Regions from separate parts of the Homo sapiens genome. Here regions 1, 3, 4 and 5 are each linked to region 2. The links are chromatin loops, found by intact Hi-C in ENCODE. Cell type or tissue: PC-3. All regions are shown on one strand. Region 1 overlaps NUP210 (nucleoporin 210). Region 2 has its middle 27 kb from the start of HDAC11-AS1. Region 3 has its middle 140 kb from the start of NUP210. Region 4 has its middle 120 kb from the start of NUP210. Region 5 overlaps NUP210 (nucleoporin 210).

Region 1 (5,000 bases), 99 kb before region 2:
ACAGTGCTCCTTATGGAATAATATTTTAATCTTAAAGGATTGATTGAAAGGAAACCATTAGGTAACTAACAGTTTGTGGACAGGGAATACAAATCACAAAGGTTTCATGAGAATGACTAAAGTTGTAGAATGAATCAGAGAATCTAAAGACCTTGCTAATTATAGCTAATGTGATTAAGTGCCAGCTTTTTTTTGGAGACAGGGTCTGGGTTTCTCACCCAGGTCTGTTGCCCAGGCTGGAGCATGACCACTGCTCAATGCACCCCTCAACCTCCGGGGCTCAAGCAATCCTCCTGCCTCAGGTTCCTGTGTAGCTGGGACCACAGGCCTGTGCTACCATGCCCAGCTAATTTTTGATTTTTCTTTTTTTTTTTGTAGAGATGGGGGTCTCACTATATTGTCCAGGCTGGTCTTGAACTCCTGGGCTCAAGTGATCTTCCTGCCTTGACCTCCCAAAGTTCTGGGATTCCGAGTGTGAGTCAAGTGCTAGCTTTCAAAATGATCAATCAATTAACCACACAACAGCCCAGATAAGGAATGAAAACCAACAGTGGGGACCGATGGCCCAAGCTTACCATGGCGACACCCCTGGCCTCCTGGTAGGCCACCTTGACAACATCTGCGGTGCTGGTGTTGAGGAAGAAGTAACCTGAGCCTTCCCTGATGCGGAGCTCTGCCTGCAGGAGGCAGATGCAGGGAGGGTTGGGCCGCATGTGGGAGGGCGAGGAGTCCCCCCGTGGGTCTTGCCCAGGAAGGTGGCAGGGCAAGGACTGTACCTGGATGCCAGGGTGGTTGTAGATGGTCACCTCTTCTGGGCTCACCCTCACGTCCTCCACCAGGATGAGCTCTATGGAGGCCGACAGAGGCACCAGAGGGTCATGCTGAAGGACAAGGGCAAGGCCATTAGATCCAGGAGGACATGATTAGGCTGCCCCTCGGGAAGAACAGGCCCAAAAGCCCTAGGGCCTGGCCTTGCTCCTGGCCACAAGCCCCTGGTGCTCCTGAGCCCAGCAGAATGGCCACAGACCCTTTGAGGTCTCCCTTCAGCCTCCTGAGGTGGAATGAGTTGCTGGCTCCTCCACTCCAGACTGAGGAGAGGGTTGGGAGCAATCCAGCTTAGAAGACGCCACCCCAACCCACCAGGCCCCAGTGGTGGGCAACTCACACACACGCCCTGCCTTGCAGGACCTCACAGCAAAGGGTCAGCTTCAGAGCATGTGGCCGCTGGCCAGGCCAGGCATCGGGGGAGGGTCCCCTGGAAGTGTGGCCAAGGCTGGCTCAGGAGAGGACAATGACAGCCCTCATCCCCTAGGGTGGCACATGACCCACTGAGCTCTGCTTCCCACCATGTGTCACACAAAGGAGCCACCCAGATCTGAGGCCCCCAGGAATCACGTGTTTGAGCACCTCCTCAGGGCCACAGGTGTGCCAGGCACTCGGGGTGCAGCAACTGCCGGCAGGGAGAGGCGACTCCAATGCACGGATGGAAGAGCAAGAGTGAGTCAATGACAGGAAGGTGTGCATTGTGGGTGACAAGGACAAGGAAGGTGTCTGCAAGGGAGAGCAGCTCTCAGGGGAACACAGACTGCAAGGGGAGGAAGCCTGAGTGACTCAGCTATGGGGGGTGGGGGGACATCAGGGCAGGGAGGAAGTGCAAAGTCATGGGGATAACATGTCAGGGTGCTCAGGCATCAGGCAGGAGGCCGTGACGCCCCCTCACTCCCAATCAAGGGAATCCTGGTGCCAGTGAGGACTGAGCCATCAGGTATAGGCACAGGTGTGCCCCTTCAGTGACCCCCTCCCTCCAGGCCAGCCTCCCCAGTGCTGCCCCCACGGGACCCCAGCCTCTTTCAAAGTTTGCTCCCAAGAGGACAATAGAAGTGCCTCATCCTGGCATTTAGGGACCATGGGAATACAGTTACAGTCCCACCTTCTCCTTCCAGCCTGTACCTGCTGCCTCCACCTTATTCAAGACCTAAGTTTCCTTGTGGCTGTACCCCCCATGAGGTGGCTGTCATCCAGGAAGGGCTATTCTTGAGAAGCCCTTCCCATTCCCACCTCCAATGTACCTATTGGTCCCCTACTATTAATAGCAGTGCCTCTCCTGGGGCCTCCAAGAGGCTGGGGTGGGGGAGTGGTGGTCAAGCAGACAGTGACTCAGGACACTGTGATACCCGGTGGAATTTAAGCAGAAGTAGGAGGCTTGCCCCGCTACCCATAGCCCACCCACCACTGGGCCCTGGGAGATACCGGCTGCTTTGTTCTGGCAGAGCTGAGGTGGGACTCCTGGTAGCCAGTGGCAGTGGCAGTGATGGCTGTGGTTCCTGATGCCTCGTGAACCAAAATGGCCTGCAAACCTGAGACCAGGAAGAAGGAAGCCACCGTTGGATGTCTGCCCATCACCACCCCTGAAGCAGCCCCTCCCTCCTTCTGATTTGCAGTTTCGAATCTGAAAACAGACAACTGTGTGTGTTGAAACTATGTGGATTGTAAGAGTTAACAGGATCTAAGCACAGATAACTAAGCTCCCACAGGCACTGGCCCACCTTGGCAGGCTTCCTGTCTGGTCTCTGTTCTCCTGCCTGGGCCATCAGGCTTGTGCCCAGCTCACCGTGCAGCTTCTTTTGGCCACTCTCATCGTCCTGGGACACCAGCTGCATGGGCAGCTCAGGCTCGATGCTGGCCAACACTGGCCTGGTGGACTCCCACTGGATGCTCAGAGAGCTGAAGTTGTCGAACCGGCGGCCCTCCTGGTCGTAAGCAGCCAGGTCCAGCCGGGGGTTGCGGTGGCTGGACACTGGGACCTGCAGGGAACACAGGTCAGATGTTGTGGTCACCCCCAGGACTGGACCTGGACACTGACCACGCAGTGCACTCTGAGGCCAGCAGCTGCCCTGTGGGCTCTTGGGGGTGCTGGTGAGGGAATGGGATATGCCAGAAAGCAATCCTCACTATTGCCACCCACCAGGTCCCCCCATGGCCCTGTCCAAGCTGGCCTCTGGCTCCAGACCACAGCTCTCAGTGGAATGAGAACCACTAGGGGGCCTTCAGCAACACTGGAGGCATTTCTGGCTGTCCCTACGCATGAGTCAGGGGGTTGCCACTGGCATCTACTCGGGAGAGGTCCATGATGCTGCTAAACACCCTACGATACACAGGACAGCCCCCCACAGGAACTATCTGGTCCCAAACGTCAACAGTGCTGAAGCTGGGAACCACCATCCTGACCTACTACTGTGGGCAGGCTGCTCTCCTTCCCCTCTGCCCTCACCTTCCCAAATGATTGCCATCCCCCACCCAGGCACATGTCGGTGCCTCTAGGATGGCCCCACTAGTGGTTTCACAGGAATGCAGATTTCAACGCCTAAGATGTCCCAGAGCTACTGGGTTTGTACAGCTCCTTTGAAAGTGGAATACTCGCCTAATCCTTAAATGTCCCAGGAAGGTGGAAGGGGTCATCCCCACGTGAAGGAAGCACAAGCCCAGTCAGGGAAAGGAGCTCATCCAAGGAGGTTCGCAATGGGAGCGCCAGGCTGCAGGTCCAAATCCTGGATTCCCACCACTCTGGGGTGATCTCTCGCTCCCCGAGCGGACTCTCCCCTTAGAAACCAGCTGAATCAAGCCTCTTTCCTGTGGGCTATCCCTCCCTTCTCTGGCCACATAGCATGGGGGCAGTGTGGGCTGGGCCATAAAGCAGAGGCCAAGTGTCTCTGACCCCACAACTTGGACTCAGCCCCAGCTCCACCTCTCAGTGCCCAGGCAAGTTATGAACTCCCTGAGCCTCAGTTTCTCCAGCTATGACACACAAAGCACAACTGAGGGATTTAAATATGGGGACTGCAAGGTCATTTTAGAGCCTTCCTACATTCGGGTAGGAAAGTGGGCAGCCATGAGCATCATTCACAAACAGGGCTAGTTTTCCATTCGGGGAGAGGGGGATCCTGCAGGAAGAACTACCCTTCTCTCATCCTCTGGTTAGAAGTGACTGAGGCACTTGTTCTGGCCAGTGAAATGGGACTAGGGGGAAGCTTCACTGCCAGATCCCGACCTGCCACATTCCCTTTCTCTCCACAGTGGCACCTGCCATGATCAACATGGTGGCTGCTCCACAGCCCATGTCTTGGAATGAAGATCACAATGACACAAAGCAGGTCTCCCAGCCAACTAGAGAGGCTCATGCAGCATGGGCAAGAGGTGAGCTTGTGCCATGTGAAGCTACGGGATGTGGGCTTGTTTGCCATGGCAGCCTGGCCAGGCCCCGCCTGCCTGACCGATACAGTCACAAAACACCCCACCTGCACCATGAGGGCTCCTCCCAACTCCTTCTAGCTCTCTTGCCCCAAGAGAACACTTGATTCAAGCAGGCTACAAATTCTTAATCCACACCCTGCTCTGAGTAGGCCAGCACCATCAGCAGGCATGCAAAGGTCTCATCATTATTCATAATATAGAAGCCGGGAGTTTGGGCAGGGGCTGTAGGGACCTATCCTAGGTGCTCCATGGCTCCCCCAGATGCAATCCTGGCTGGAAAACCAATGCTCCTCCAGGGAAGGAAATTGACACTGGCCAAGCACATGTGCAAGCTAACTGGCCCATTTGAGGCAACAACATAAGCCCCATATTACAAACAGGGAGGCTGAGGTCCAGGGACGTTAAATGTTGAATGACTTGTCCAAGGTCACACAGGTTTAGGGGTGGAACTCAGCTGGCCTGATTGTAGAGCCCAAGGACCTCCCCTGACTCAGTGTGGCCAATCTCTGGTGTCTCAATCTGGGGACAGCCCCATTCAAGCCCCTAATCAGTCCCATGCAACTGGTGCCCACCCACAGTGAGTGAGCCACACGCTAGAGGACCTGCTCAGAGGGCCAGGGTCAGGCTGAGCCTGGCTCTACCTTGTCATTCTGATCAGTCAATTCCATTCTGGTGTCTCTCCTCACCAATAATTTAATCTGCAAACACATCTTGGGTAGCCTCTGAAGTTGGAGAGTATAAAATTACCT
Region 2 (5,000 bases):
TGGGCGTGGGGGCGCATGCCTGTAATCCAGCTACTTGGGAGGCTGAAGCAGGAGAATCACTTGAACTCAGGAGGCAGAGGTTGCTATGAGCCAAGACTGCGTCACTGCACTCCAGCCTGGGCAACAAGAATGAATGTCTGTCTCACAAAAAAAAAAAAAGAAAAGAAAAGAAAAGAAAATTAAACTCACTATGTGCTACTACTACATAGCAATTAAGATGGCTAAAATGGAAAAACGCAGGGCACAGTGGCTTATGCCTGAAATCCTAACACTTTGGGAGGTGGAAGCAGGAGGACTGCTTGAGCCCAGGAGTTCAAGACCAGCCTAGGCAACATGGGGAGACCCTGTCTCTACAAAAAATAAAAAAAATCGGTTGGGCGAGGTAGCTCACGCCTGTAATCCCAGCACTTTGTGAGGCTGAGGCAGGTGGATCACTTGAGGTCAGGAGTTCGAGACCAGCCTGGCTAACATGGTGAAACCCTGTCTCTACTAAAAAAATACACAATTAGCTGGGCGCGGTGGCATATGGTTATCCCAGCTTCTTGGGAGGCTGAGGCAGGGGAATTGCTTGAACCCGGGACATGGAGGTTGCAGTGAGCCGAGATCGTGCCATTGCACTCCAGCTGAGCAATAAGAGCAAAATTCTGTCTCAAAAAAAAAAAATTCTTTTTAAATTTAAAAAATTTAAATTAAAATAATTAGCCGGGCAGTCGAGGTATGGGCCTGTGGTCCCAGCTACTTGGGAGGCTGAAGTGGGAGGAATGCTTGAGCCAGGGAGGTTGGGCCTGCAGTGAGCCATGATCAGGCCACTGTACTCCAGCCTGGGTGACAGAGCAAGACCCTGTCTCAAAAAAAACAAAAGAAAACAAAAAAAAGGGTTAAAAAAGAACAGACACTTCATAAAAGATCTACGAATGGCCATTAAGTACATGAAACTCACAGTCATTAGTCATCAAATAAATGCAAAGTAATACCACCATGAGACACCATTTCCTACCTATCAGCACCATCTCAAATGAAGTGTGGCATCAAATGCTGCCAAGGTTGTGGAACAACTGGAACTCCCATACACGGCAGGCGTGAGTTTGATCTCAAGTGAGTCCTGACCTCAAGTGATCCTCCCACCTCGGCTTCCCAAAGTGCTGGGATTACAGGCGTGAGCCACTGAGCCCAGCCCGCAGGCGTGAGTTTGAAACTGTACAACTGCTTTGGAGATTGGTTGGGCAGTTTCTTATAAAGTTAAACAAATTCTATGACTTAAGCAACTCTAGCTACTCACCCACGTAAAATGATACGTTACCAAAAAATACTGAGCACAAATAAATATTCACTGTAAGGCAGGAGGCAGCCGGGACCAGACTCCAGATCAGATCGAAGACTGGCGGAAACTGAGGAGAGGCGCTTAAAGCCCCTCTCCATAAGACACGCCCACCACCTCCATGACAGTTTACCATTGCCGTGGCAACACCCGGAAGTTACTGCCCCTTGCCGCGGCAACACCGGAAGTTCCCGCCCACTTTCTAGCTAATTCTGAATGACCCGCCTCTTAATTAGCATGTCTTTTAAAGTGGACCTAAATACGCCTACGAAACTGCCCCTACGCTGCTACCCTCTGCACAGTTCCTGTGGGGGTAGTCTTGCCGTGCCAGAGCAGTCGTCATTGGAGCTGTAATAGTGCCGCGCCGCCTCAGCAAAGCTGTTTTCTTCTACCTCCGGCTGGCTCTTCAGGTCTTCCTGGGGAAGCCAAGAACCTGCCCTGCATCAGTAGGGCAGGTTCACAATAGCCTAACTGGAAGTACCCAAATCTCCGTCAACAGGAGAATGCGGCCGGGCGCCGTGGCTCACGCCTGTAATCCCAGCACTTTGGGAGCCCGAGGCGGGCGGATCACTAGGTCAGGAGTTCAAGACCAGAGTGGCCAACATGTTGAAACCCCGTCTCTGCTAAAGATACAAAAATTAGTCGGGCGTGGTGGCATACGCCTGTAGTCCCAGCTACTTGGGAGGCTGAGGCAGGAGAATTGCTTGAACCCGGCTGGCGGAGGTTGCAGTGAACCGAGATTGCACCACTGCACTCCAGCCTGGGCAACAGAGCAAGATGCTGTCTCAAACAACAACAACAACAACAAAAAAACAAAAACAGGAGAATGCATAAGTTGTGGTATATTCATAAAATGAATACTAGTTAGTCAGCAATAAGAAGGATTATGGAGTTTCAGTAGTTACTAATAAACTTGAAGGCATGAACAAATCCCATAGGCATAATAGCTGTTTTGTTTTTCAGAGGCGGTCTTGCTCTGTCGCCCAGGCTGGAGTATGCAGTGGTGAGATTATAGCTCACTGCAGCCTCAGACTTCTGGGCTCAAGCGATGGTCCCAGGAGCCTCGGCCTCCCAAAGCACTGGGATTACAGGTTCACACCACCATCGCCGGCCACTGTTGAAGGAAAAATGCCAGACGCAAAGAGAATGTGGACTCTAAGATTCCATTATTTTAAGTTCAGTAACAGGCGAAACTAGCCGATCACATTAGAAATAAGAGCAGTGGTGGCCTCTAGTGGGGAGGGAAATTCATTAAAAAGAGACAATTTCTGCAGCGAAGGAAAGGTTCTATATCTTGATTTGGAGATTGAGCCCATACATACATACTTAAGACCAGCGTATTTTACCTTCACTAAAATATAATTCTTTTGGATTTGAAAATTTAATAATCAACTAAACACATTTGGACATGGACACGTCCATTCTGTCCCAATTTATTGAGCTCATCCTGTGTGTGGCTATCATTGAATCCTCCCAACACCTCCTTAAGTGGGTACTATTACTATTCCCATTGTTTAGATGAGAAAACACAAATGCAAAATACCTGAGCTACACTTGCCCAAGGTTTGCAGGATGGGAAGGTGAATAAGAGACTTATTCACCTTCAGGGGTTTGTGCTCCTGATCCCAGCGCTACCTGTTCTGGGCCCTGGGCTGACTGCTGGGAGCCTTCATAGACCCCACAGGCCAGAGGAGGAGACAGTGTGTGGGGTGGTGATGACCACAGGGCATGTCTAGTCCCTGGGGGATGGATGGGGCAAGGTCCTAACTCCACCTGGGAGGATGGGAGTGGGTATGGGAGAAACTCTGTTATGAGAGTGAGCTCAGGGCCACTGGGGGCAGGGGTAGGGGTCACCCTACAACATGATCTCATAACTGATCAGCTTAGCTTCAAAATGCATTTTAAAACCTTTTTTCTCCCTTTCTCCAGTCTTAGCCTTGAAACAGTCACACTTTGTTTCTCTCCCTTCCCACTAGACACTCCCTGCACTGCACTGGGCTAGTTTATCTAATTATGGGCTTGCTTAGAAATTCCAGAGAATAGGCCAGGCGCCTCACCTGCTTGAACTTTTCACAACTCCCCCTGGCCTTCTACCACAGTGCCCAGACTTGACTGCAGCTTGGATCCACCTGGGGAGCATACTGAAAGTAAAGATTCTGGCTGGGCACGGTGGCTAACGCCTGTAATCCCAGAACTTTGGGAGGCTGGGGTGGGTGGATCTCTAGGTCAGGAGTTCAAGACCAGCCTGGCCAACATGGTGAAACCCTGTCTCAAACCGCAAAAATTAGCTGGGTGCGGTGGCAGTCACCTGTAATCCCAGCTACTTGGGAGGCTGAGGCAGGAGAATCTCTTGAATCTTGGTGGCAGAGGTTGCAGTGAGCCGAGATCGCGCCACTGCACTCCAGCCTGGGCGACAGAGTGAGACTCTGTCTCAAAAAAAAAAAAAAAAGGCCGGGCGCGGTGGCTCACACCTGTAATCCCAGCACTTTGGGAAGCTGAGGCGGGCAGATCACGAGGTCAGGAGATCGAGACCATCCTGGCTAACACGGTGAAACCCCGTCTCTACTAAAAATACAAAAAATTAGCTGGGCATGATGGTGGGCGCCTGTAGTCCCAGCTAGTCGGGAGGTTGAGGCAGGAGAATGGCGTGAACCTGGGAGGCGGAGCTTGCAGTGAGCTGAGATCGTGCCACTGCACTCCAGCCTGGGTGACAGAGAGAGACTCCATCTCAAAAAAAAAAAAAAAGAAAAAAGTAAAGATTCCCAGATCCCCGTGTGGAGAGTCTCAAAAATGGAAAGCAGAGGCTTCTGAGGGGAATGTGTCAGCCTTTTCTCCTTCCTCACTTTCATTCATCTTCTGGAAAGGGGCACACATGAACTGCATGGACTTTAGTCACCTTGGTTAATTTCTACCTGCCTCCTAAGGAGGAAGGGGAGGTTGGGGGGTGATGGGGGTTGGAGGGTCTACAGGCCCACAGGAGGATTGGACTAAAGGTGTCCCATGAAGAGCAGTATTTAAGATTAGATTCAGGCTGGGTGTGGTGGCCCACACCTGTAATCCCAGCATTTTGGGAGGCCAAGGAGGGCGGATCACGAGGTCAGGAGATCGAGACCATCCCGGCTAACATAGTGAAACCCCGTTTCTACTAAAAATTCAAAAAAAATTAGCTGGGCATGGTGGCGGGTGCCTGTAGTCCCAGCTACTCAGGAGGCTGAGGCAGCAGAATGGCTTGAATCTGGGAGGTGGAGCTTGCAGTGAGCCAAGATTGCGCCACTGCACTCCAGCCTGGGTGATAGAGCAAGACTCCGTCTCAAAAAAAAAAAAAAAAAAAAAAAAAAGATTAGATTCTGAGAGAGTCATTCCACCTGTGTCCCACACACCAGGTAAGGGGTTGCTCTGATGTCTTCCTGGAGTTAGGTGAGAGCTTTGCCTGCTTTGTCTCAGTTCAGGAGAGTCTGTCCATGGGATGTGGAAAAAAAAACCTTGAGCAGGAGCTGGACACTGATGTATCATTTAGCAACTGTTGCATAACAAGGCACCAAACTTTGTTGCTTTAAGAAAACAGTGACTTAGTATTGTTTAGGACTCTACCGGTCCGCTGAGCGGTTCTGCCCTGGGCCAGGTTTGGCTGACCCTGGCTGGGCTCCCCACTGCAGTCATCCAGAAGCTCAGCTGGACTGGC
Region 3 (5,000 bases), 170 kb before region 2:
AGGGGTGACGCTGAAGGGAAAAAGGAAGCCATTCCCCAGGGTGGTGTTGTGAGGCATGTGCTGACCAACGTGTCACTGCTTCCCATGAAAGCAGGGACTTGGGACCTGCCCTGGTGCCGCCTCCCCAAGCTGCTGAGGACTTTCCTTGGGCAGCCCCAGCTTCTCTTTTGGTCCTGGTGTGGGAGAAAGGGCCCGGGCCCCTGTGAGACCAGCTCCGGGAGACCCACAGCTGCTGTGGCAGGACTGAAGAGTGAAGGGAGTCTCAGAGACTCCGGAGGGCCAGGAGTGGGGCCCAGACAGGCAGTGGGCGGGGTCTCTGCTTCCTCCCAGTGACACCAGTTAGGAGCTATACACACGTCCCGCTCCTCCTTCTCCATTCACAGAGAGCAAGAGCCTGACACCCACGCCTGCCACGCACAGAGCCATGTATGTGTTCACCCACAGCCCGACCCCATCCTCACAATGCTCCTCCTCCAAAGAGCCCCCCAGCCCCACCCGCACCGCCCAGAGCCAGCACACCCTCCAGGCAGGGCAGCAGACAGGGCCTGTCCCATGGCCACAGTCGCTGCAGCCCCCCTGGGGTGGGAAACTCGGGTTTCCATGACAGTACTGGGACTCCTGGGAATCAGGAACCACCCCACCTTCTGGGGCCACAGCTAACTCCTCCCCCATTTCCACCCTGGAAGGGCCGCCCAGCAGGAAGACTGTCCTGAAGCCCTGACCACGGCCACTCCCCCAACCACACAGTGATTTCTAGTCTTCCCCAGGCCAAGCCATAGTGGGCCCCGGGTGATCCCGAAGACAGAGAGGCAGAGGGGCAGGCAGAGGGCACAGAGCAGCAGAAACCCCGCCCCAGAGACACCGAAGCCTCCCAGCCCCCTTGTCCTGCCCCAGATGGGCGCCCGAAGGTCCACACGGTGAGGCTGCTCCGGGTTTCGACACCGACACTCATGGGAGGCAAACGGGAACCCGGCTGGCGGGCTGCGAGCCGGTAGGGACGCTGGGGTCCAGGGCTGCTGGACAGCCCCGCCCTGTACCTCTCCCCATCCCTCACTTAATCCTGGGTCCGAAATAGCCCCGGGTAATCCCAGGGCGAGGCAGTCGGGAATTAACCCCAGCCTTGAAGTAAGAGACAGAGGCGTCCACAGAAGAGGGCTCTGCGCGTCCCGGACTGGACACAGCGCAGAGTCCATTCCAGGGACACCGCAACCCGCAAGCGACCCAGGCCCGCTCCAGGGCGGGATCCGCGCGGCCCGCGACCCCTCCCTACCGGTCTCGGGATCTCTGGGTCGGAAGTTCTCGCCCTGCTGCTCCGAGACCTAGGTCCGCTCCCCGGACAGACCTCCGCCCGGCTCGTCCGAGCCCCGGGGGTCGCCAACCCTGAGTCCGCGCCGCAGCGCAGAGCCAGGCCGGCGGGAGCGCTGAGCAGCTCCCTGGAGCCCTTTTCCAGGGAACCCAGTCCCCACCCGAGATCGAGCTCCGGATCTGGGCGGCGACCCCGCCAGAGAATCCCAGGGAGCCCCTGGGGGTCTGGCGGCGGGTGTGGGCGCTCCCGGGCCGGCCACGCGCCCTCCCGCACCCGCCCACCTCCCCGCCAAGCCCCGAGGGAAGCCGCGGACCCCAAGAAGTTCCCACGTCCCCGACACGCCCGCCGCCCCGGGCCCCGCTTACTTGTCGCGGCGGCCGCCGAGCTCCGGGATGGCGCCGAGCGGCTGCGGGCCGGGGCCGGGGCCCGGGTCGGGGCGGCGGGCGCACGCGGCCAGGTGTCGCCGGTGTCGCTCCAGCAGGCCGGCGTTCTCCCGGCTCAGCCGCGCCACTTGGCGCTCCAGCTCCTCGATGCGCCGTCGCCGGCGCGCCAGCAGCTCCTGCTGCGCGGCGACGATCCGGGTCAGCTCCTGCAGGTACTCGGCCGCCTGGCCGGGGGGCTCGGCGGCGCTGGCCATGGCCCCCCGCCCGGAGGCCGGCCGCGCCTCAGGCGAGCGGGCGGCGGGGCGGCGGCGGCGCGGCCATGGCTGCGCGGCGGGGACGGCGGCTCGGCGCGGCGCGGGGCTGCCGCGGCCCCGCCTCGGCTCCCGCCTCCGCCGGCGCCGCCCCCGGGGCCCCCGCGCCTCCTGCTCCCCGCGCCGCCGCGCTCCGCCGCCCGCTGCCCCGCGGACGCGCCGGGGCGGCAGGGCGCGGAGCTGCGGCCGCAGCGGGCAGGCGAGGAGTTTTGCAAAGTGCCGGCCGCGGCGCGGGAAGAGGGCGGGGAGGGCGCCGCCTGCTGGGACCGCCCCTGGGTCCCGCGCCCCCGCACCAGGCGTCGGGGGACAGCTCCATCCTTCTCCGGCCGCCTCGGGCGCCTTAAATCGGAAGCGATTCCGTGAAATACATCTCGAATCCATCAGCGGACGATTTTAGGAAAAGTGTAAATAAAAAATCAACACACTCACGAGAACATTGGCATTTCTTATTGATCTGAGTCTACCAAAACACTGGGTATGGGCAGGGTGCGGAGGCTCACGCCTCTAATCCCAGCACTTTGGGAGGCCGAGGCAGGAGGATCGCTTGAGCCCAGGAGTTTGAAACCAGCCTGGGCAAAAGAGCGAGACCCTGGCTCTACAAAAATACCAATAAAATAATAAAATAAAACACTGGGAATGTTTTGTACTTGTAGAAGCAAGACGTTTCCCCGGCCGTCCCTTCCCAGTTGCAACCAGAAGGTGGCCCTGAAGCCTCCATGGTTCTATTTGCTGAGCTGCCAAGGCTCAGGGGCCCAACCCACCACTCACACTTGCGGTGGGGAACTGATAATCTGTGGAGGGAAGCCCCGCCTCTGCTCGGCGTTGAGATCTGCAGCAATTTGTTTTACCCCTTGGAGCCTACCTTTCCTCAGCCAAAATATTTTCCATTTGTTGATTATTTTCTTAATCTTTGTAATTTTCATACCCCAAGTTTCTTTGGGGCTAAACTCACTTTTCTATCTCCTTGACTTGAGCTGGCTTATTTCTACAGTTCCATTTTCTAGCAAATGCATTTAAGGCTATAAATTTACCTCTGGGTAAAGCTTTAGCTACATCTCATATATTTTTAAAGCTGTTATTTACATGCGGGTGGCATTGCCTTTGTTACACCAGCTTCACTGACACTTGGTGTTCCATATTTATGTTTGTTGCTATCCCTCCATCCCCAGGAGAGGAGGAGACTGCATAGAGAGACCTCAGACCCTCCAGGGTCCTCAGGCCTCCTTCGGTGTCCCACCTTGGCTGTCCCACGGGCAGGGCCCAGAATGGTAGTGGGGCCATGTAGTGGAAGCCTCAAGTTCCCCAAGGACTGTTATACGAGGATGAGATCATACACACACCACCCTAAATGAAAGCTCAACACAACTTTAAAATTGTCCCTCATTTCTAAGACACGTCCTGTTCTCAAGATTAATGTTATCTTTATAAATCTTATCATCACCTTTTGAAGAACACCATCAGATACCATCCTATTTGTACATGTACAAATCATTGATCATTTTGGTTTATAAATTGAAAATATACCAACATCTTTGCCACTCTAATCTAATATCTCCTCATTTGATAATACCTGAGGAGCTTCCCAAAAAGGGATCCGTGTAGCCCAGGCTTCTCATGACCTTATGGGAGGCCTGACCCTGCAGTTGCGCACGGGTCTCTGCCAGTGTTTGGGGCTGGAGGGAAGGTAACTCTAAACCCTGGTGCCTGTCAGTGAGGATCATGGCTGATGGACAGAGCTGCAGGGGTTGGGGAAGGAGCAGCCAGGCTCCCTTTCTATGCTCAATGCCCATGTGGAGCCCCCAGACACCCCTTCCAGCTGTTCCCGATTGAAGATGACCCCACATCTCCATCTCTGCACTACCTCCTTGCTCCCTGAGGCAGGTCACCTTGCCACTCAGCAGACAGAACACCCAATCTGTACCAGGCCCGGATGACACCAGACACCATAAGGGGAGGAGGCCTCAGCCCTGCCTTTCAGGAGCTTCCAGGCTTGGCCAGGGCAGAAGATGACAACAGGCCGACAAGGTGCTGTTCGAGCCTCCAGGCAGGAGCACTGCACCCGAGGCCTAGGCAGGGCCCTGTCCTCCTGGAATTGCCATTCCCCAGGCTCTGAGGCAAGCAGAGAGATCCTCAGGGCATAGGTGGTGAACAACAACAGTGGCCTTCCTGGCCCACTCCCTGCTCCTTCCGGCCAGGATCCCTGGACTCCTCTTTAGGCAGTAGGAGTGGGAGCAGGGAGCCCCTCGGGCCTGTCCTCTCCCTCTGCCTCACTCATCTGCCTTGCTTTCCATTCCTGGGACTCGGGGGTGTTCCAGCGACAGCCAGCTCCCCGGAGCTGGAGGTTATAGGGGAGTCTGCCACCAGCAATGGGGCCAAGTCCACCCTCCTTCCTGGCTCCCAAACGAGGGAGGAACAATGCCTGTCCCCACCAGAGAAGGGAGGCCTCTTCCTCAAAGAGCCTCAGCCAGCCACTCCTTTAGTAAATGTGGCCGAGCATCGACTGTGGCCAGGCTCTGGGCCCATGCTCTTTAAGAGTTCTCACATGGAGACAGAGAATGAGCAAGGGGGATGAGCAGGCACAGGCCAGGGCCATCCCACAGGGCCCCACATAAAAGCCCTGTGGCCTGGTCCTCCAGCCTCCCTGCTCTGACCCCCGCATGCAGTGAGTTAATTGGCTTCCCACCTGCTTCTGGACTGGACTCGGGGCTCTTGGGCACCCAGGGGTCTCTCCCAGTCTCACCACATGGCCCCGGACATAGGAACACTGATGAGCAGAGGGCAGATGAGACACAGAGGGACAGGGTGGATTGCTTTCACTCGGCTGGCAGCACCAAGACGTCAGAGCAGTTAAAGGCCGTCCAGTTCAGCTGCAGTCTCTCATCTAAATTCCCACGATGTGCAATAAAAGAATCAGAGCCTCTAGAGTCCTTGAAGCACCGTGTCATGGATGCTGTGGTTGCTGCCCAGATTCCCCCTTCAAGGTGAGGCCCTCGCCTCGCA
Region 4 (5,000 bases), 150 kb before region 2:
TCACACGGAAGAAGAGATGAAAGGGCCAGGCAGCTCTCTGTTTTTTGTTAGGGTTTTGTTGTTGTTGTTGTTGTTTTGTTTGTTTGTTTGAGACAGGGTCTCTGTTGCTCAGGCTGGAATGCAGTGGCATACACACGACTCACTGCAACCTCCACCTCCTGGGCTCCAGTCATCCTCCCACCTCAGCTTCCCAAGCAGCTGGGACTACAGGCACACGTCACCATGTCCAGCTAGGTTTTCTATTTTTTTGAAGAGATGGAGTTTCACCACTTAGCCCAGGCTGGTCTCGAACTCCTGGGCTCAAGCAATCAGCCCGCATCCAAAAGTGCTGGGATTACAGGCGTGAGCCACCGCGCCTGGGCCAGGCGGCTCTCTGAAGCCTCTTTTAGATAAAGAAATTAATCCCATTCATGAAGGCAGAGCCTGCATGTCCCAACCACCTCCCAAAGACCCAACCTCTTAATACCATTGCCTCAGGCTTTCAGGTCCAACATGTAAATTTTGGAGGGATACATACATTCAAACCATAGCACTGGGCTTGTCACGATCCCCACTTTCCCACCCACTCCCTAGCAGGGGCTGTGCTCCCTGGAGCAGGCACTGAAGGTGCCATTTATAAAGCCGGAGCTGGAAGAGCCCTGCAGGGTCACCTCGTGCAACCTGACCCTTTTACAGATGGGAAGACTGAGGACAAAGGCAAGGCCTCTTCCCTTAGACCCTTGGGCACAGTATCTCAGCCAGGAGCTGATCAGAGGTCCGTGAATATATTTGGGTTTGGGAGTGGGGAAGGGAGGGAAAAAAATCACACTGACACGTCAAAATGAATAAATGTTTAATTAAATGCCCACAGAACATAACATTAGTCAACTAGTCAATTGCATCTCAACTCCACTCTTGTGTAGTTATACATAAATTTTATTTAATGAGGCATGTGGGTGCCTTGTAATATGTTGATATGATGGGGTATGGAAATGCCAAACTAGAACCTAGCAGAGGTCTTAAAATAGCTCTGCCCACAAAAGAGAAGGGGTTTGCCAAAGAGCCCTCATTCATTCAACAAGCACTAATGAGACTGTGAAGCCAGCAGAGCCCACATGAAGGGCCTCTGACCCTGCCTGGGGCAGCTCAGTCCTCCCTTGCCTCTGGCTCTCATCTCTGGGTATGCTGTCCTAGACATCTCTCTATCCATCTTCCCTAGAGCAGGGTCCCTGTTTGCACATATGGGGAAACTGAGGCCCAGAGAAGACAGGGCAGGCGTGAAGTCACATCGAGATTCACTCAGTGGCAGAGCTGGGATCAGCATCCAGACTCCCCTGCCACGCCCCTCCTGGAAGCCGGCAGGCCAACATCCCCAGGGACCCTTCCCCACCCCTCATGAATATTCCCACGGCTGACCCAGCCCTCCCGCTTCCAGAAGTCTGCAAGAAAACCCATTACAGATTCATGAGGCACCTACTGCATTTCTAATTAAGAGAACACAGTTATTCTAATTTTAACATCCCTCTCTACTACCTCCGTCCCCTCCCCTTCCCCTGCATTTATATAAGGGATGTTTCTGCCTCCTGAGAGTGTGATGCAGCCCGGATCTCTCGCCTGTTGCTTGGGATGAGTCATCTTTTGGAGGGCTCTTTGTAATGCGGGTGACGCTTGTTCTGAGGTCCCTGACAGACACTTCCCCATTAAGCAAAGAACACCAACCCAGGGGCACTGGACCAGGCTGGAGGTTGGAGGGCTCAGCTCCTGTTGACCAAGACCCTTAAAATAAAATCCAGCCACCACCCCAGGCCTTCGGGGCTCTGCCTGGGCTTGCCCTGTAACTGACTCGTCTACCCTAGTATAGGGTTGCCAGATAAAATACAGGGCGCTTAGTTACACTGGAATTTCAGATAAACAACAAATCATTTTTTTTAGTACAAGTATGTTCCATGCAACTTCAGGACACTTGCACTTGAAAAAAATCAGTCATTGCTTATCTGAAATTTCAGTTTACCTGGCCATCTGGCAACCTACTCCGGCCACACTGGCCCTTTGCTGTCCCATAATCCCGATAACTTTCCCACCACAGGGCCTTTTCATGTGCTGTTCCTTCAGCCTGGGACCCCTACCCCCACCCCAACTCCCTGACACTGAGGTCTCACTTCAGATGTCACTGCTGCAGAGCAGTCTTCCCTGAGCACCAGACAGAAGTGGGGGCCGCCACCATCCTCCCTCCTATGGCCTTGTCTTATCTTTCTCGTGGCACTTGGCACCGCCTTGGAAACAATCTTATTTACTGACTTTTCTGTCTCCCCCACTAGAACATCAGGTCTGTGAGAGAAGCTGAGCCCATCCAGCAGAGGGCAGGGTGCAGTCAGTGCCCAACGCATGTGTGTCCAATGATGTTTAGTATTTCTTTCTTTTTGGCCGGGTGTGGTGGCTCACGCCTGTAATCCCAGCACTTTGGGAGGCCGAGGCGGGTGGATCACAAGGTCAGGAGATCGAGACCATCCTGGCTAACATGGTGAAACCCCGTCTCTACTAAAAATACAAAAAATTAGCCAGGCATGGTGGCGTGTGCCTGTAATGCCAGCTACTTGGGAGGCTGAGGCAGGAGAATGGCGTGAACCCGGGAAGCGGAGCTTGCAGTGAGCCGAGAACATGCCACTGCACTCCAGCCTGGGCAACTGAGCAAGATTCTGTCTCAAAAAAAGAAAAAAAGAAATATATATAATATAAATATAAATAAATATAAATATAAATATATAATATATAAAATTATATAAATATATAAATGTATATACAAATATAAATAAATATATATATATTTCTTTTTTTCTTTTTTTGAGATGGAGTCTCACTCTTGTCGCCGAGGCTGGAGTGCAGAGGCACGGATGTTGGCTCACTGCAACCTCCGCCTCCCAGGTTCAAGTGATTCTCCTGCCTCAGCCTCCCCAGTAGCTGGGATTACAGGCACGTGCCACCACGCCTGGCTAATTTTTGTATTTTTAGTACAGACTGGGTTTCTCCGTGTTGGTCAGGCTGGTCTCGAACTCCTGACCTCAGGTAGTCTGCCCACCTCAGCCTCCCAAAGTGTTAGGATTACAGGCATGAGCCACCACACCCGGCCTTTCTTTTTTTTTTTTGAGATGGAATCTCACTCTCATCCAGGCTGGAATGCAGTGGCATGATCTCAGCTCACTGCAACCTCTGCCTCCAGGGTTCAAGTGATTCTCCTGCCTCAGCCTCCTGAGTAGCTGGGACTACAGGCATGCGCCACCATGCCCGGCTAATTTTTGTATTTTTAGTAGAGACGGGGTTTCACCATGTTGGCCAGGCTGGTCTCGATCTCTTGATGTGATCTGCCTGCCTCGGCCTCCCAAGGTGCTGGGATTACAGGTGTAAGCCACCGCCTGGCCACTTTCTTTAATTAACTCATTTGATCCTCAAATCAACCCAAACGATGGAGGTGCTGTTAGTGCCTCCATTTCCCAGGTGTGGAAGCAGAGGCACAGAGAGAGCAGGCAGCTTGCTCATAGTCACACAGCTGATAAGAAGTGGAGCCCGGATTGGAATGCAGGCCTTCTGGCTCCAGGCCCTGCAGATAAAGCCGTGGCCTGGTCCAGCCCGTCACTATACTAACTTCAGTGTTTACTCAGCTGACCTGCAGAAGGCCAGCCCTGGCCACACAGCCTTAGCCCTCTCTTGACCTCAGCCTTGCCCTTGATGCCACCACCACCACTGCCCAGCACAAAGCACAGCTCCTGACCCCGCTTGTCTTTGCAGATAAACAATGGGTGATTTTTTTAGTACAAGTACATCCCAAGCAGCTCCTTCCCTCTTTTGGGAACCGTTCCCTGTTTTCCTGTTACCACTCCTTCAAGATGCCTGAGGAAGCCTCAGGATGCCACTTCCAGGGAACCCATCCTGATCATCCCTATCCTCACCACTGGAGTGAGGAGAGGAGCTTCCTCAGCACTGGCCCCGCTCTGGCCCTGGTCTGAGCCTGCGCTTCACCACACTATGAACTCAGAAGCATAGGGGTGGGCTGAAGGCCTCCCAGAGTCCCAGCACCACAGAGATGAATGCGGAATTGCAAGGTCCATCCTCCCATCAGCAGGAAACCTCAGCTTCTGTCATCTTTTCTGTTCTCAGAATAACTTTGGTCCCTGTCCCAGCCTGTCCCTGACCAACCAGAGTTGACTCCTCTGGCGTGGACCGGAGCAGAGACAGAGAATTAGGGTGGCTGGTTCCTGGAGGGGCTTGCAGGAACAAAATCCATGTAGGAATTTTGGCTCAACGCCTCTCAAGACCCACCCAGAAGAAAGCGCATGCCACGTCTAGGTAGTTGTCCAAGGGAAATAACCAGACAAGGGCAGAGCTGTCTGCACCAGGACGTTCATTTCAGCATTGTTGATGACACTGACACATTGGAAGCAAGCTGGGTGCCCCTTAACTGGGGATGGGTGAGGCCACCAATGCCACATCTATGCCTCTGCTGCAGCCTCCCTCGCTCTCTGCTGATCAGTCATGATAGCCACACGCCCTCAGCCTGGAACCTTTGAATGGTTGTGCCTGTGCCTGGAACACTCTCCCCCACCCACCTGTCCTCACTTGGCTATCACTTACTCTTCAAATGCCAGCCCAGTCATCACTTCCCTGTGAGGTCCCTCCCTGACCAGGTCAAATCCCCCAATAACATGTGTCTTCTTCCAGGAACTTGTCACATCGGCCATGGTCTGTGTACAGAGTGAAGCTTGGTGTATCTTTTCCCCCTAGTTGGACTGTAAACTCTGTTAAGGTAGAAATGGATCTGCTCTATTTCCCAGTGTAAACTCAGAACCTAGGAAAGTGCCTGGAACACAATAGGCGCTTAATATTTGTTGAATGAATGATGAATGACTGATGGATAGAGGCCCGTACTTATTGGCAGGGCACACACAGGAAGAGTCCTGGAGGAAAGAGCAGCATGCTGAAGTGGAATCACAATCAGCAAAGGGGCTGCAGGTGATGCCTCTGTTCTT
Region 5 (5,000 bases), 76 kb before region 2:
GACACAAGCTCCCAGCACACACCCCTGCCCATTCCTCATTGTCTGCTGGGAGGTCAGCGACTGCACCTCTGCTCCCAGACCAGAGGAAACAACCCCAAAACCCAAGGGGCCAGGATGGTGACGCACCTGAGCAGAGAGCCGGTGCCAGTGCACAGACAGGACACCTGTCACCACTCCATGGGACAGCAGGACTGATGTGCCCTGCACTGACCACGAGGACTCGAGCCCTGTCTAAGGCGAGTCCTGCTGGCTAATGCCAGGTGGAAGTATTAAGGTCAGAGCAGTGATCCATCCCATGTGATGAGGTTGGAGATACTTATCCCTTAAATTTTAATGTTTTCTCTAAGGGTGTGTGTATATATATAATGCTTTCAAAAAAGATTTTTAGAAAAATAAACATTAATGAAATTCAAAACTGTATTCCAGGTTTTCTTTATTCTATTTTTTCTCTTTTTTTTTTTTTTTCCTTTTTTTGAGTAGAGATGGAGGTCTCCCTATGTTGCTCAGCCTGGTATCAAACTCCTGGGTTTAAGCAATCCTCTCACTTCAGCCTCCGAAAGTGCTGGGACTGCAGGTGTTAGCCACCGCACCCTGCCTTATTCTCAATTTTTTCATTGTTGGTTTTTGTTGTTTTTTTTCCTAATTACCAGAATGCATTGCTATGATGGAAACCTCAGGAAACATAAAGACTGTGATTTAAAATTCTCCACAACCACTAGAGAGTAATACTAAAAGTAATAGAATGGACAAAAAGCCACAATCCCATGAAAACACCAAAGGAATGCACGCAGAGGTGAGGGGTCTCACGTACCCTTATTGTGTACTGATAGGCGCCCGTCTTTGGTTGCCACGGAAATGTCAAGATGCTGGGATACAGGGTGATCGGGATGTGAATTTCCACCTCCTGCTGGTTCCACACAGGCACCTGTAGTATGTGGACCCCTCCATCCTACAAGGGGTGAGGGTGCCACACGTAACCATGACAACCATGTCATCATCAGTCTTTCCCAGTCACCGGACCCCCACCCCTCCCTGGGGATCGGGTCACAAAGGTGGATTTGGGGGAAGAGTGGAGAGGAAGGTGCCAGACACCCTGCTGCCCTCTCTTTCTCCACGGGGATGGCTTTGTGAAGTGCTTTCTGGAAATGCTGCCTGACTGAATCCTCAGGGCACCCCAGCAGGATGGATGTGGTGTCCCCCCCAACTTTACAGATGGGGAAACTGAGGCTTGAGAGCTAAAGCAGCCCGCCCAGCCCCCAGAGCTGAGGAGGCCGACTCTGGCAGGAGTCACTGTCGGTGCATGGGCATTTCTTCCTGTTACAGCCTGCTGCCCCTTCCAGGCCAGGAGGCCTTCTGTGCGGGGTAGGAAAATGGGAACACCCAGGCCGATTTTCCAATCAGCAAAGCTCTGCTCCCTAAGGCTGATGGGCTTCTTAAAGACTAAGGAAAATAGAACCCAGGATGCAAGTAGCCCAAACAGGAAAAGGGATGCAGGTGGCCCAACTCCCTGGGACTCATGGCCCTCCTGGGCTGACATTTCTGCCTACAGAGGGTGGCTTCATAGGACAAGGCACGACGCAGGGGAGACACCAACTTGCCTGGTCCACCACAGAGGTGAGGGCCGCGTCAATGGCCGTCTGTCCCCTCTTTAGTGCCCTGATGCGATGGTATGACCCATTCTGGGAGGACGAGAGCACCTCGAAGAACTCAGCAGGAAGCACAGTTTCAATTCGGATGTTCTGGAAGGTGAGGCAGGACAGGAGAGAGGTGCTTCTGGGGTGACTCCAGAAAGTCAGAATTTGGGCACGAAGCTACAGGACTGAAACCAGCAGCCAGGCCAGGCCAAGGGGCCCCCTGGGGCTCAGCAGCCTCCACTAGCAGCAGACGGGTGGGCTGGGCCCTGGAACAGAGGTCTGATCACTATGGCCTTTGTCCCCACCGAGGCCACCCTCCCTGCATGGCCTGATGACCTGCGCTTCGATTTCATCCCCCCGTGTGGCACCTGGGGCAGCTTGGAGCCTACCGAGGTCTCAAGAAGGAACCAGTAAATACAAAAAAAAGGACATCACGTCCCCTACAGCTAACTGCAAATGGTGACCATCCCAGCCCTTGTTTGATAACATGAGCAAAGCAACGACATCTTCAAGGACACCGAGAGGAACCTCGCCTTTTTCTTCTAAAACCTCCAACGCCACCTGAAGGGCCTGGGGGTGCTCACTGACGAGCCTGGAATTTCTCACAGGGGACAGAGAGGCAGCCAAGACTCCTGCACATTTCCTCATCTGTCTGACACCCCCTTCCAGAACCAGAAAGTGTGCTGAGCTCGGCCTCTGTCATGCAGGGTTCCAGGTATTTCTGGAACCCAGTACGGAGAAAGCCAGGACGTGCTCCGTGACTCTCTGCAGGGCAGGAGGAGAATGGATTCTCTGAGGTCCCCAGCTTGGGGAAAAGGGGGCGGGAGAGTGGCGGGCAGAGACCTCCTCCCTATCCTCCTATCCTGGAGCCCTGCCGCTGTGGCAACCTCTGCCCTCCAGCCCAACAGGGGCTCTGCAGCTAGGCCGGTGTGCAGGCTCACAGGCTCTGGAGATGCCCCGGGATGCCTCAGCACTGTTTCCCACAGACCCGGGAGCGCCACTAGAAACAGGACCCCTCCTCGGTCAGCCTGCATGGGGGCTCCTGTTGCTTTGGGGGCTGCTCTTCAGCAGCCGCGTCAGACAACGACCCCACCTCATCCCCCCAGCCAGGACCTGAACAGGCACTCACGTCAGATACATAGACCTTGTTGCTGAACTTGTCAAAAACTTCGATGGTGATTTCATACAGGCGGCCGGTCTCCAGCACCCACCTGTCACCAGGGTGAACAGTGAACCCTAAAACAGGCAGAGGGAGCCTGAGCACTCAGGCCTCAGGGGCAGCAGGGTGGAGGAGGATGGGACCACCACCCTCAGCACAGGGGCCCTCAGCATCCACACGAGAAGCCCCACTCCACCCACCTGCAGGCCCCACACCACCCACCTGCAGGCCCCACACCACTTACCTGGAGGCCCCACTCCACCCACCTGCAGGCCCCACACCACTTACCTGGAGGCCCCACTCCACCCACCTGCAGGCCCCACACCACTTACCTGGAGGCCCCACACCACCCACCTGCAGGCCCCACACCACCCACCTGCAGGCCCCACACCACTTACCTGGAGGCCCCACACCACCCACCTGCAGGCCCCACACCACCCACCTGCAGGCCCTACACCACCCACCTGGAGGCCCCACAACTATGGCCCTGGCCTCCTCCTTCTGCTGAGGAGCAGAAGTCTAATGCCACCTTCAGCCCTAAGTCCTGAGCTGACCTCGCCAGGACCAACCCTGGACTCATCCCACTCTGTCTGATCAAGGCTCTTTCAAACTCATTCCCGTCCTCAGTGGGTCTACACTCAGAATCCAGCAACTCTGTCCTCAACACACAGCAGGCCTACGCTCTGAACCCTCGGCAGGTCTACGCTCTGAATCCACAACAGTTCTCTGCTTTGAACTCTCAGTCCTGAGCTGACCTCGCCAGGACCAACCCTGGACTCATCTCAGCAGGTCTACACTCTGAAGCCTGTCACTGAGCACTCTTGCCATATGAGTCATCCCTGCCCTCCCAGGTTCTCAGTCCCCTGCAACACAGGATACCACAGCACTCTTGCTGTCCCCTGGGATGCCCAGTGTACTTTTTCACTTCCACACCATTGCCTAAGCAATTCCCTCTGCCAGGACACCTTCCCGCAAAAGAAGCTCTGTCTGAGAAAATGCCTGCCTTCAATATCATCATCATGTTCCTCCCCTCCCTGCTAAGGTACCTGCCTACTGTCATGTCACCTTAGGGTCCCTCTATAATTGAGCTGACACTGGGCCCCAACCTCTAAATGTCCATAGCAATGGTCAGGTCTGGGCAAAGCCGTGGTATGAAAACCAGGAGGGTGCAAGCCCCTCACCACTCTACCCGGTTCTGTTTCTCTCCTTGCTGAGCCTGCCGCCTGCCTGGCTTGGCTCATTCTACCTATTTCTACACCAAACAGGGAAGGGCTGGTGAGTGCCCTGGGCAATGATGGTCATAGCAAGTGGCAGAGCTGGCCAGAGGGAAGCATTTTCTGTGGAGCTATTGCTTCTTTTCTATTTTTTAAACTCATATAGTCACAACTGAGCAGCATCCATGAGGGCCCAGGAGGCCCACACTCACCTAGGTATCCAGGTTCGACCACGTAGATAGTGCTGTTGGGTAACCTAGAAGCACCTTGCATGCGAATACCTGAATTTTGAATTAAGGGGCAAGACATATGACAGCAAATAAACCAGCTGGCTGGCCAGTTTCAGCTTGGCTCAGAATCCTGATCATCAAGACATCACATGGAGAGAAGAAGAGGGGATGAAAACTCCCCTGGCTTAGGCCACGTAGAGCAAAGGCACTTTTCAGAATCAAAGGCCACACTGCGCTTGCCACACTAGCAAAGGGGAATCTCTGTGAGGGACACTGGAGACCGCACAGGACACAACAACAAGTCTGGGGCATCAACACTCCATTATGCTAGTATGGAAACAGCCCCCGCCAGGCCCCCTCTGAGAAGGCTGCAGGTACTGGAGAAGTTTCTGGAGACGAGGAACGACACTCAGCTCCTGCCATCACCTCCCACCGCTGGGAGCCTCTGGGGTGAGTCACCCACAGCCGTGAGCAATTCCACTCAGCAGTGCTATTTCAGTTCTTTCTGATTTTCAGACCGTTGAGGGGAAACGGCTATTTTTAGCCCTGCCGAGCTTTCAGGGAAAAAAAGACTTGACTTCCAAACAGCAGCTCCGCCATGCCTAAGAACACACAAGCCCAAGAAAAGGATATTCCTGTGGCCAAGGACGAGGCTGCTCTGTCCCAGCTGCAGTGCAGTGACCATCGACGTGTCCTGGGCCAAGACAGCCACCGGCCGGGCTGGGTCTCCTTCGGGGCCCGGGATGCTGTTCTGAAGCTGCAA

Evidence for each region. Peaks named below come from ENCODE experiments on the same cell type or tissue, not always from the same donor. Only the 100,000 strongest peaks of a DNase experiment are listed, where the experiment ranks them.
Region 1: a loop joins it to region 2, with 12 times the contacts of the local background. A loop is called at or near these places in 22 of 110 quality-filtered maps.
Region 3: it touches region 2 in a loop (11-fold over the local background); 14 of 110 quality-filtered maps call a loop at or near these places.
Region 4: it touches region 2 in a loop (18-fold over the local background); 28 of 110 quality-filtered maps call a loop at or near these places.
Region 5: it touches region 2 in a loop (4-fold over the local background); 4 of 110 quality-filtered maps call a loop at or near these places.

The regions. Positions count from the first base shown.
Region 1 is chr3:13,351,304-13,356,303 of GRCh38, forward strand. NUP210 (nucleoporin 210) reads right to left here. Exons shown (of 40, transcript NM_024923.4): 17 at 2,612-2,804; 18 at 2,251-2,357; 19 at 777-881; 20 at 576-677. Among named protein-coding and RNA genes, the nearest start is that of NUP210, 67 kb to the right of the region's middle. In PC-3, a CTCF peak has its summit at 3,036 (motif pointing right); no DNase peak of the experiment used is centred here.
Region 2 is chr3:13,450,408-13,455,407 of GRCh38, forward strand. No RefSeq gene overlaps it. Among named protein-coding and RNA genes, the nearest start is that of HDAC11-AS1, 27 kb to the right of the region's middle. RefSeq lists an enhancer at 1,204-1,785. In PC-3, a CTCF peak has its summit at 2,537 (motif pointing left); DNase peaks (open chromatin) are centred at 1,064, 1,534 and 2,524; H3K4me3 peaks cover 1,777 bases; H3K27ac peaks cover 1,752 bases.
Region 3 is chr3:13,281,040-13,286,039 of GRCh38, forward strand. It overlaps a transcript of IQSEC1 not described here. Among named protein-coding and RNA genes, the nearest start is that of NUP210, 140 kb to the right of the region's middle. In PC-3, a CTCF peak has its summit at 2,651 (motif pointing right); a DNase peak (open chromatin) is centred at 2,712; H3K4me3 peaks cover 2,818 bases.
Region 4 is chr3:13,300,037-13,305,036 of GRCh38, forward strand. No RefSeq gene overlaps it. Among named protein-coding and RNA genes, the nearest start is that of NUP210, 120 kb to the right of the region's middle. RefSeq lists an enhancer at 1,751-1,840. In PC-3, a CTCF peak has its summit at 2,296 (motif pointing right); a DNase peak (open chromatin) is centred at 1,615.
Region 5 is chr3:13,374,693-13,379,692 of GRCh38, forward strand. It overlaps NUP210 (nucleoporin 210), which reads right to left. Exons shown (of 40, transcript NM_024923.4): 7 at 4,871-5,000; 8 at 4,220-4,288; 9 at 2,764-2,870; 10 at 1,599-1,739; 11 at 812-949. Among named protein-coding and RNA genes, the nearest start is that of NUP210, 43 kb to the right of the region's middle. In PC-3, no CTCF peak of the experiment used is centred here; no DNase peak of the experiment used is centred here.